Regions from separate parts of the Homo sapiens genome. Here region 2 is linked to region 1. Evidence: chromatin contacts called from ENCODE Hi-C or POLR2A ChIA-PET data. All regions are on one chromosome and are shown on one strand. The core of a region is the stretch at or near the end of the contact, and the rest is flanking DNA. Distances in the headings are between cores, read along the strand shown.

Evidence for each region. Hi-C counts contacts between places; a loop is a spot of excess contacts on that map. ChIA-PET counts read pairs that join two places held with the same protein, here RNA polymerase II (POLR2A). Pooled maps may share reads with other maps.
Region 2: a map of PC-9 shows a loop between it and region 1 (9-fold over the local background). The contact joins two enhancer-like sites. A Hi-C loop is called at or near these places in 6 of 168 maps with a recorded cell type or tissue (HL-60/S4, PC-9, astrocyte of the cerebellum and 3 more) and 3 of 50 pooled maps. POLR2A ChIA-PET finds 5 or more read pairs at or near these places in 6 of 52 experiments (A673, AG04449, Caco-2 and 3 more).

What each region holds. Positions count from the first base shown.
Region 1 is chr3:193,780,289-193,786,397 of GRCh38, forward strand. No RefSeq gene overlaps it. Among named protein-coding and RNA genes, the nearest start is that of LINC02038, 61 kb to the right of the region's middle. RefSeq lists silencers at 620-679, 932-1,226. Within about 2 kb of position 2,148, at least 11 of the 41 ENCODE cell types and tissues checked have a DNase peak (open chromatin) inside an H3K27ac peak, as active enhancers do; they include A673, HCT116 and PC-9, where a contact is called at or near this core.
Region 2 is chr3:194,294,901-194,300,598 of GRCh38, forward strand. No RefSeq gene overlaps it. Among named protein-coding and RNA genes, the nearest start is that of LINC00887, 15 kb to the right of the region's middle. Within about 2 kb of position 2,516, at least 20 of the 41 ENCODE cell types and tissues checked have a DNase peak (open chromatin) inside an H3K27ac peak, as active enhancers do; they include A673, HCT116 and PC-9, where a contact is called at or near this core.

The sequences.
Region 1 (6,109 bases), core at 898-3,397:
TTGCCCATCAGAACTCATGGCTGAGAAGGACTTGAAGGATAATCTAATAGGATCTCTTTTGCTTTCCCCTTCATTGAACTCATGCTTCCTTCTCTGCAAAGTAAGAAGGTTGAACTCAATGACCTCCAGGGTCTTTGCCTCCAGGTTATTTGATGCTTGTGGTGAAGCCAGTCTTCTCACTAAGGGCTCTGGTTATGCCACATGCCTCATTTTCCCCAGCTGAAAATGCAATCAACCGAGTCACCTATCACCCATGTTTGGGCTGAGGATTAACGATGGGAGGACATCTGGAGACTTCCCTCGGAGGGATACAGCTGGGTCTGATTACCTCTTATTTACTGTCTTTTTACTCTGGAGACGGCCCACATACTCACCCTAAGGAACAATGACAGAAGCATGCAGACCATCCCAACACACCCTCCAAAACACCCCCAGCCCAGCAGCCAGTCGCCATGCATAAAATGCATAAATCCACAAACGCAGACTCGGGCACACACATAGGCACACGCACACACGTCCTCTTTCTTCGCCTTTTCTGCCTGGTGTCTGTCAAACAGTGCATCCCCTTCATTCTCAGAGATCTGAGACCGGCCTTGTTCTGGAGTTGGTGAATTCCAGCACACCCCCTGCCTTCATTCCAAGCTGGAGCTCCGGGTGCCGTCAGCAGATGGCGCCCGGAGCTCTCAAACGACTGGGTGAATGCCTCGGGCCTGAACTTCTGGCCTCCCCACTCCCACCCTTGGAATGGGATAATTTGGGAGTCATCTGTGGGAGGGCTGCCAAGGCCTTAAATTTACTACTTGGAGCTGGGATAATTTTCCCCAGACGGGGCATGGAGGGGGAGAGAGGAGGAAGGAAGCGGGGTGGGGGCTGCAGACCTGGTCAGGGCCACGACAGCTCCAGCTCTGCCAGCCAAAGAAGGCCTCACTGAGAGGCCCCATCCAAAGGGGTGTCTGAAACAAGGGCAGGTCACACCCTGGAGGGGGAAATGCTTTCACTGCTATGAAAACCCAGGAGAACAGAAGGATTTACAGACAAAAAATAAAGCCAACAAGAGCTTCCAAATCATGTCTATCCCTCCCACTTCCAATCTCTGACTCATCTTCTAAGCCCAGTTTCAACCTCACCTACTGTGTGAAGCTGTCCCTGACCCACACACCTCCTGTCAGCATTAACCATTCATTTCCTTTTAACTTTTTATTCTGGAATTTTCCAAGCATATACAAAAATAGAGAATATGATATAACAAACTCTCTTATACCCACGCCCAGCTTTAATAATGACAATTATCAATGTTTTGCCAAATTGTTCATCTATTCTCCAACCTTTTTTCTGGAATGTTTTAAATCAAACCCCAGACATCATATCATCTCACCCCAAAACACTTAAGATGTTTTTCCCTAGCGTTACTTATTTATTTATTTATTTTGAGATAGAGTCTTGCTCTGCCGCCCAGGCTGGAGTACAGTGGTGTGAACTTGGCTCACAGCAACCTCCACCTCCCAGATTCAAGTGATTCTCCTGTCTCAGCCTCCTGAGTAGCTGGGATTACAGGCTCCCGCCACCCTGCCTAGTTAATTTTTGTATTTTTAGTAGAGACAGGGTTTCTCCATGTTTGCCAGGCTGGTCTCGAACTCCTGACCTCAGGTGATCCGCCTGCTTTGGACTTTCAAAGTGCTGGGATTACAGGCATGAGCCACCGGGCCTGGCTTTCCCTAGAGTATTTTAAAACAACCTAGACATCTGCATGCATCTCTGACTGAGAAGGACTGCTTTCCCTTTAACATAACCACTTGCCATTATTATATCTAACATTTACAATCATTCTTTATGGCACTTAGCTCCCTGTGGCATTTGTCATGGTTCGTTTGGTGTGAGAGTTACACCGAACATAAGTGTGTATCCCCTCTATTTGACTGTAGTTGCGTTTGGAGCATGGATCAGACCTCACTTATTCTGGAGTTCTCAAGGACTCCCAACAGCACCTGCTCAGAAGCCCTGGAAAGTCAGAGCACAATTAAGGACATTCGCTCTAAGAAGACACTCTCACGGTTATCGCTGGAACCCAGGGTCCCTCCAATTGGAAATGTGAAGTCAAAGGAGGAAATTGCTCTTAGGCTGAGTCACAAGACTCGTGTCCTTTTCTCCTGAGGTAGATAAGAGACACACACACAGGCAGATACACACCTCATGCCTCCAGGAGCCGCAGAGGCAGAGAATGCAAAAAATGTGGTGGTGCCAGCCGCAGCGAGGTCTGGAAATGCCTTCTTAATTGAGCCTTTCTGGGAGCTGCACAGGCTGGCTGGAGGAGGGACAGGAATGGAGAGGCGAGTGAGGTGGAAGGGGCCACGAAGGGCCATGTCTGAGATGGGGCCCAGGGGTCTTTGATCCTACTTCGTTTGTCATGAGTTTAGAGACCCAGAAAAAAGAGCCTTGAGTTTCTTCCAATAAAGCACTGTTACCTGAAAAATGCCCATCAGAACAGAATTGCTCCACCTTTGAATGGTTCTGTCTATAGGAAAGTCTTTTCTAATAGGAGCCCAAGTCTCTTTTCCTGCAGCTTTCACACACTGGGGCCACTCTGAACAAATTTAGTGGTTTGACAGGAATGATTAGGGGTGGGGATGGGACTCAGAAACCTCTGCAGGGTGCCTAGTAAGTGCTAGACATCTTGCATGCATTAAGTCGTAAACCAGAAAACTCCAGAGAGACCTTTGCTGTGGATATTACTGTCCCATGTTGCGGATGAGGAAAGGGGCTCTGGGAAGTCTGCAGGTTGCCCAGGACACAGGTCCACCCAGCTCTCATCTAGCCTGTCTTCTGGTTTCCCTTCAGATGGCTGGAAACACGGCTCCTGGCTCCTCGAGCCCTCTGGTCTCCCGGCTTCAGACCTCCCTTACAGCACATACTTTCCCAGCCCATCATGACCAGCTTCTGGGGTTCCCTCTGTTTGGTCTGCAACCCTCTTCAGTGAGATCCCAGACAGGGACATAAGCATTCTTGTTGCTTTGCTGGGAAAGCACGATATGCCAGCCAGCAACCGATGTACATCATCATTTGCTTGAAGAAATAACATGAGCTTGTGACTCCTGGCCACACTCTGGGTAGCAGGAGGAGCACAGTCTGAGGTCAAAGGATGTCACAACTCTCAGCCAGGCTGGCTGAGACAGGTTCTAAAACAACCCTTTCCAACCTACTGCTCTCCTACTCCCAGGACCTGGAGCCACTGACCCTGCCATGGAACAGGTTGCATGATGTTTTACATCAAATTGTATTGATTCTTTGGTGAATAGGTAATACGTTCTCATGGTTTAAAGTTTAAAATGGTACCAACGATATAAAGTAGAAATCCTCCCTCCTACTCCTTCCTCCCATCACCCATCTTCCACTTCTAGGAACAATGTTTCCAGCTTCTGGTGCATTCCTTCAGATGTAGTCATCATGGATACAATGCAAATAAGTAGGTATATGTGTATCCCTATTCCTTTTTCCTTTTTAAATACAAAATCAGTGTATTATACTGTTTACCACTGCCCTCACCTTTAAAAAGTTTTTTAGATTTTTTGTAGAGATTGGATCTTGAGATGTTGCCCAGGCTATCTTGAATTCCTGGCCTTAAGCGATCTTTCACCTCGGCTTCCCGAAGTGCTGGGATTATAGTTGTGAGCCACTTGAACTCCCTCCTTTTATTCACTTAGCACGTATACCTGCAAGTTTGTGACTTGAAGGGGTTTAAATTTACCCTCTTCTGCACCAGTGGTCCGAATGTGAACCCTACACTGTGAACCCAAGACAAAACACAATGCAGGCTGGGCATGGTGGCTCACACCTGTAATACCAGCACTTTGGGAGGCTGAGACACACAGAGAGCTTGAACCCGGGGGTTCAAGACAAGCCTGGGCAATACAGTGAGACCTTATCTCTACAAAGAAACAAAAAAACAAAAAAACAGACCTAGTACTGTGTGCTTGCAGTCCCAGCTACTCAGGAGATTGAGATGGGAGGACAACTTTGGCCCAGGAGGTAGAGGTTGCAGCAAGCTGTGATCACACCACTGCATTCCTGGACTGTAGAATGAGACTCTGTCAAAAAAAAAAAAAAAAAAAAGAGATGAACCTCTCATTTAATGCTTGTTAAACAGATAATCTCCACATAGATATAAAGAGATGACTGCAGATGCATTCTTTTTTGCATCTCCCATGTACATTTTCCAAGAGATTTTGCACTGCTCTTTGGGGGGTGTGACCCCTACTTTATAAGGACAGTAATCATCCAGGGACTGACATGATTTATCCAAACTAAGCTGCTGCCCTATTTGAGCTACTCTGATTTTGTGCTTTGGAGGCATTAGAGTTGAGCATCTGAGAACAGAGAGACTTGGCTGAGTTTTCTAAATAATAACTTCAATATACTCAGATGCGCTAGGAAGAAGTCACGCTGTCAATATGATACGGTCAAAGGACTCAGGTTTCTCCTTCCACCTTGAACTGAAGATGACACATGCACCAAATCATTTTTTTCTAAGCTTTCTTTTAGCTTCCATGGCTGCAAAGCAGTGATAATTCAACTTGCCATTAGGGTTTTAAGTACTCCCAGGTATTAAATACCTAGCATTAAACAGTACAAAAATATATTTTTAAAAATACCAACTAGGAAAGTGCTAAAATGACACTCTGTCTTTGCCTAAGTATACTATGAGAAATGGAAAAGCTGGCCTCTGGGGGGCCATCTGCTGAGCCCAGGAGTCTAGGAAGCTTCGATGATATATGTGCAATCACTGAATTATGCTGGAGAAAAGATCTAAAACAGACATGGTTTCAGAGCATTCATGATAAATGGTTCTTCACAAATTGAAGCTGATTATTTCTCTCCCTCACATTCCCAAAGAGGTGGTCTCTGCTTTTAAGCAGAGTTCATTCCTGGAAACTCCATCTTAAAGGGAAATCCTAGTCTGATTGTATAGTTAAGGGTCTCTCTCTTCAAACATGTTCAGTCTCATGAGAGAACTGAATGGATGAAAGTGACAGGAAGGAAGAATAGGCACATTTAGACCCCGTCAAACAAGCGTGGCAAAAACTGAAGCCTGCTTGAAATGATGCTCTGTAAAGAGAATGCAGTTTCGTATAACGAACAATTGGTGCAGTTATTGAATAATGTAGATGGCCGTTGAAGTGAAAAAGTGCAGATGGAGACACAGTAAGACCTGACGCATGCCTGGGAGATTTAGAAAATGGTTCCCCAGGCCGGGCGCGGTGGCTCACGCCTGTAATCCCAGCACTTTGGGAGGACGAGGTGGGTGGATCACGAGGTCAGGCGATCGAGACCATCCTGGCCAACATGGTGAAACCCCATCTCTACTAAAAATACAAAAATTAGCTGGGTGTGGTGGCGCATGCCTGTAATCCCAGCTACTCGGGAGGCTGAGGCAGGAGAATCACTTGAACCCAGGAGTCGGAGGTTGCAGTGAGCTGAGATTGCACCACTGCACTCCAGCCCGGAGACAGAGCGAGACTCCGTCTAAAAAAAAAGAAAAGAAAAAGAAAATGGTTCCCCAAATGGAGCCCACTGTGTTGCCCCCAGCTTTCTCTTCCCTTCACCTGGGCCCTTCTTCTACCCTGAATATCTTGGCCCAGGGTAAGGGACAACTGTCGTAGAGAGCCTTTCTGTGCCTCAGTTTTCTTCATAGGAAAGTGACCATGCAGCAGTCCAAGGACATTCGCCAAATGCTGCAGAGCCTGGGAACTAACCGCCTCCCTTCCAAGCCTGATGGAAGAAATGGCCTCCCTTCTAAGCCTGGTGGACCTGGGACATCTGAGACCAGAAAACCAGAGGCCAGCTGATTAAATATTAATAGTTAGCTGTTATGGGAAGGTCTCTTGAAAGAGTTCAAGACCAGCCTGGGAAACATATGGAGACGCCATATCTACAAATAGTAAAATAAGTTAGCTGGGCATGTGCCTGTCATCCCAGCTACTCAGGAGGCTAAGATGGGAGGATCACTTGAGCTCAGGAAGTTGAGGCTGCAGTAGCTATGATTGTGCCACTGCATTCCAGCCTTGGTAAGAGAACAAGACTTCATTTCAAAAAAAAAAAAAAAATCCTGTAATCC
Region 2 (5,698 bases), core at 1,266-3,765, 510 kb after region 1:
CTGGGGTGATATGATAACTTGATTAAGCCCCAGAACAGATGACACGGTAGCTTAAAGGCCATGTGCTCTCCTCCTTAACCTCTCCCAGGGAGACCGCAGGCTTTGCTAGTAATTGGCCCATTGTCCTTCCACTGCGATTCCTGCACAAGCCGGGAATCGCCTGGCTAGGGGCTCCTCTCTGGGGCAGCCTTAAATACTCTCAGACCAGTCAGGCCTAGGGAACTGTGAAAAATACCTGTGCAATGGAACATACCAGAGTCACATTCTGAGAAGCTAAAAATGACCCTTACTGAAAACAATGACCTAGGATATTCTCCCATCCTCAAGCACAACTGTAAATTGCAACACACACAGGGATGAAAGCCCAAGACTGTTAAAAGGTGTTCAAACTTTTAGAATATTCCGTTCTTTTGGGGGAAAATCCCCCTGACCTTTCATTTTTGTCGAGGTTGGTGTCTCCTGCTGGATTACCCATTATTGAGAATGTTTTTGATCAACCACTTCCAGATACTCTGGCATTCACTGGTGTGAGCCCGTCTTGGGTGAGCTAAGGTGGATACCTGTGTATATCATTGCCTCTGGAAAAGAGATAGGTGGGTTCCAAGCCAGAAAGAAGAGTGCTAAATAGAAGATATAAGTAGAGCTGGGCGTGGGGTCGTGAACAGTGGCTCAGGCCTGTAATCTCAGCACTTTGGGAGGCTGAGGCGGGCAGATCACCTGAGGTCAGGAGTTGGAGACTGGCCTGGCCAACATGCCAAAACCTCGTCTCTACTTTAAAAAAAAAAAAAAGGGCCGGGCACAGTGGCTCACGCCTGTAATCCCAGCACTTTGGGAGGCCAAGGCGGGCGGATCCCGAGGTCAGGAGGTCGAGACCATCCTGGCTAACATGCTGAAACCTCGTCTCTACTAAAAATACAAAAAAAAAAAAAAAATTAGCCAGGCGTGGTGGCGGGCGCCTGTAGTGCCAGCTACTCGGGAGGCTGAGGCAGGAGAATGGCGTGAACCCGGGAGACGGAGCTTGCAGTGAGCGCGGCACTGCACTCCATTCAGCCTGGTCGACAGAGCGGGACTCCGTTTCAAAAAAAAAAAAAAAAAAGTAGCCGGGTGTGGTGGCGGACGCCTGTAATCCCAGCTACTTGGGAGGTTGAGGCAGGAGAATCGCTTGCACCTGGGAGGCGTAGGCTTCGGAAAGAGGAGGCTTCAGTGAGCCGAGACCGCATCACTGCACTCCAGCCTGGGCGACAAAGCGAGACTCCATCTAAAAAAAAAAAAAAAAGATGTAAGTAGATATTTGCTGTGATGATAGTTTTGCATTCTATTTTAAAATCTTCTGTCAGTCTTTGTTCAGTGATAGACTTAAGACATTTAAGAGCTGAGAGGGAGCGGAACACGAATCCCCTCAACCCATTTTTTTTTAGGAATATATGAGAGGAATAAAATTCGCTACTGTCTGCTCAAAGTTTGAGTTGGACCCTTGCTGGGGAATGTGAAAAACAAAGCTGTTGGTGACGCTTTGAAAATCAGCAAGGTGTACTATTAAAGGTTAAATAAATGCTATTTTAAATTCTCATTCATTATGATTTATTGCTCAAGTCTCCCTATGAGAAAGAGGGCTACAGTATGCCAACATCACCCCTTTCTGTCTTTGTCATGGGAATGGAATGTCTTTTGAACTGCTAAAGTAGATAATTCCATGCCTGGAAGAAAAACGAAGGCAGGGGGAGGGGAGAGTAGAAGGAAAAAAGATCCTCTCATTTCCTAATAACTGCAAAGGCCAGGAATGTGCCACAGCGGCATTCAGGAAAATTCGGCGATGCGTGCCACCGTTGGGTGCGCGCCCCGTCCCTCTAGTGCCAGGTGGGGGACTGGGAAGCCGCCTCTGCCATCTGCCAAGGACCCACGCGGCCTGAGTGATTTACCCATTCCCGGCAATGGCGAGATTTCTTTCTAAAAAAAAAAGAAAAAAGAAAGAAAAAAAAAATCTTTGTTGTTTCACCGTTGGCCTCTTGGCCTCGAAGGGCAGCGCGCGCCCCGCCTGCAGTCCCCCGGGCCGCGCGGCTGGAAAGGCCTCTCTGAAGGGGGCGTTCCGCTCTGCCCACTGCGACTCCGGCCATTGTCCTCATTCGCCCCGCACGGGGACTGAGGAGGGGGCTTTTTAAGTAGTTCCCCGGGAACAAAGGGGACTCAGGCGCCGGGCTTCATTACGGGCTCGTTGGCCACACCAGCGGCCCCGCCTCTCGCCACAGCCTCGGCCACAACCAGCCCCAGCCAGTGGCTCAAGGCCGCCGCCGCCGCCAGCTTGCTGGCTCCTCCCGGCCCTCCCCCTCCTGCCCCCTCCGTCCCCTCCCCTCCAGCCCCGGGCCCCCGCTGCGCCCACGCCCCGCCGGACCGCTCCCGCCTGCCAGGTAAAAGCAGAGCGCCGGGATCCACCCGGCCCCGGGCCGCTCCAGACCTGCCCCACGCCCTGGCGTGTCCCTTTCCCGGTGGGGACCCTCTAGCGGCCTGAGTTTGAGAGAAGATCTAAGCTAAGCCGCCACAGCGAGGGACCACATTGAGAAGATCGGAGCCTGCCTGGCCGTTGTGAGCCTCCTCTCCTGCGGCTGAACAGACCTAACTGACTACAGCCAGGAGTGGGTCATTCGAGGGTCAGGAGAGGTTTTAGACGTAAAATACACACGTGGGTGACCTCAAACATACTCTCTGAGCCTCTTGTTGAACAAAATGGAGCTAGGCAGTTTGGGGTTCTTTGTTTGTTTGTTTTTACATGGAGTCTCACTCTGTCACCCAGGCTGGAGTGCAGTGGTGCAATCTCGGCTCACTGCAACCTCCGTCTCCCAGGTTCAAGTGATTCTCCTGCCTCAGCCTCCCAAGTAGCTGGGATTACAGGCACGCGCCTCCACGCCTGGCTAATTTTTGTATTTTTAGTAGAGAAAGGGGGTTTCGCCATGTTGGCCAGGCTGGTCTCGAACTGCTGACCTCAGGTGATCCGCCTGCCTCAGCCTCCCAAAGAGCTGGGATTACAGGAGTGAGCCACCACGTGGAGCTAGGCAGTTTTAAGAGTGATCAATAATGTATGAGACACGCTCCTTTCTAGTAGGTGCTGCTTAAATCATAATTAGTGTCATTGTCGCATGGAACCTACAGCATCCAACGTAAGAGGCTTTGAAAAGTGCTTCTGGGCCGGACAAGGTGGCTTCCCCCTGTAATCCCAGCAACTCTTGGGGCTGAAGTGGGAGGATTGCTTGAGGCCAGGAGTTCAAGCACAGTCTGGGAAACGTGGCAAGAGCTCATCTCTAAAAAATAAAATCAATTAGCCAGGCATGGTGATGCCCACCTGTAGTCTTAGCGACTCAGGGGGCTGAGACACGAGAATTGCTTGAGCCCAGGAGTTTAAGCCTCCAGGGAGCTGTGATCACAGCACGGTACTCTAGCCTGGGCAACAAAAGAGACCCAGTCTCTTTTAAAAATTTAAAAATAAAATAAGAATGAAAGTGCTCTGAAGTGATGAGGACCGCAATGGAGCGTCAACAGCAGGCTAGGAAATCATAGCACGTGCTCCTCCACTGAGAGAAACCTCCTCCGTGCGCCCCCTGCTCCTGCCTAAGCTCCTCTGCAGAAGGACCTTCAAAGCCTGGGGCAAGCTCCCCCGCAGGTGCTGCACAATGATAAATCCTGATGCATAAGAGCCCCAGACAAGGCTAATGGGCCACGCGTGGGAAGCCAGGAGGTAATTGAATGGAGAGATTTCCCTGGGTGGCTGGGAGGGCTGCTCCACGCTGAACCATGCCAAGCTCCACTGCTCACAGAGGATCTGGCCAGCGCCCGCAGGAAGTGGGTGAAAGAACATTCACTGGTAGAAAAGAGTGCAGCCTCCCAGGGGAGCTTCCCATAGGGCCAAAGAGCTCGCACTCCAGCTCCTCGGTGGCACCCCGGATTAGTTGAAAGGCTGCCCTCATTGGTGCCCGCCCAGAGGACTCCTGATACATCAGATGAGGCCTGGGCAGGCAGGTGGGAAGCACAAACCCACAGGCAGCTGAGAACAGATACAAATCCTCTCCTCCATCCAAACAGAAGACCATTTGTTCCTTCTCCGTTGGGGTGGGCACTGAGGAAGGCAGTTTGTTGCAGAGTGGAGCAGACAGCAAGCTGACTGCTGTCCCCAGATTGCCGCCCACACCTAACCAGGACTAGCCCTGGGAGCAAGGAGGGAAAATGTAGGACAGTGACCAACGGTGGCCCTGCGGATGGGTGAGCACACTCCTACTCCTTCACACAGCTCATACCAGGCACCAGATCCCAGTGATGCTGTGTCATCCACAGCACACCAGCGGTTACACCTGAGGTTCCCAAAGAAGTAATGGATTTGGCATTTTCTTTTTTTCTTTCTTTTTTCTTTTTTTTTTTTGAGACAGAGTCTCACTTTTGTTGCCCAGGCTGGAGTGCAATGGGACGATCTTGGCTCACAGTAACCTCTGCCTCCTGGGTTTAAGTGATTCTCCTGCCTCAGGCTCCCGAGTGGCTGGGATTACAGGCATGCGTCACCATGCCCAGCTAATTTTGTATTTTTAGTAGAGACGGGGTTTCTCCATGTTGGTCAAGCTGGTCTTGAACTCCTGACTTCTGGTGATCCACCCGCCTTGGCCTCCCAAAATGCTGGGATTACAGGCATGAGCCACCGCACCTGGCCGGATTTGGCATTTTCTTTTCTTTTTCTTTTTTTTTTTTTTTTTTTTTGAGACAGAGTCTTGCTCTGTTGCCCAGGCTGGAGTGCAGTGGTGCCATCTCGGCTCACTGCAAGCTCCGCCTCCCGGGTTCACGCCATTCTCCTGCCTCAGCCTCCCAAGTAGCTGGGACTACAGGCGCCCGCCACCACGCCCGGCTAATTTTTTGTATTTTTAGTAGAGACGGGGTTTCACCGTGTTAGCCAGGATGGTCTCGATCTCCTGACCTCGTGATCCGCCCGCCTCGGCCTCCCAAAGTGCCGGGATCACAGGCGGGAGCCGCCCGCCCGGCCGGATTTGGCATTTTCAAAGCACACTATCGTTTTCTTGCTGGATTGATGTCTGGCAAGCTTGCCTGATAACTGGCCTGGGTGTACTTCCTTCTTTGATTTGTATATATTTTAATCTTTTATTTACATGTCCTGCCTATTTTTTTCATAGTGACCGTGAATTAACTGGAACAGTTTTTTTAATTCTTAAAAAAAGAAACAGAACCCATTGAATAGTCTTAGAACTTAGATCTACCAGTGAGAGAAACTGCTAGTTGAGACTAAAATAGAGCTTTAAACTACCAAGAGATGTAGAGGCCCGGGGCGCTTGTGGGCAAGCACGTGTCAGCATGGGGAGGAAGAGGCACAGCCGCAGCCCAGGACCCATGCTGATGCCCTCACCACTTCCATCCTCTCAGATAAGATCATTTCACTCCTGAGAGAGGATCTTCCTTCTCCTAAAGCCTCCTAAACCTCACGGCCCACACCCAGTCTCTCCGACGTGAAGGGACGCTGTCCTAGGGGCGCCGGGGAGCCCAGTGCAGTCTTCCTGAGGCAAATGTGCCGCACAAGGTTTTCCCCATCTGGGATCGGGGAGCAACTGAAGGCCTGGCTGCTGGAATGCTCCTGAAACACATTAGGTGAGCAGGCCTCAGGCAAGGAGGGATGAGGCCCAGGACCGATGACGCAATCTTGGCCTCCGCTAGA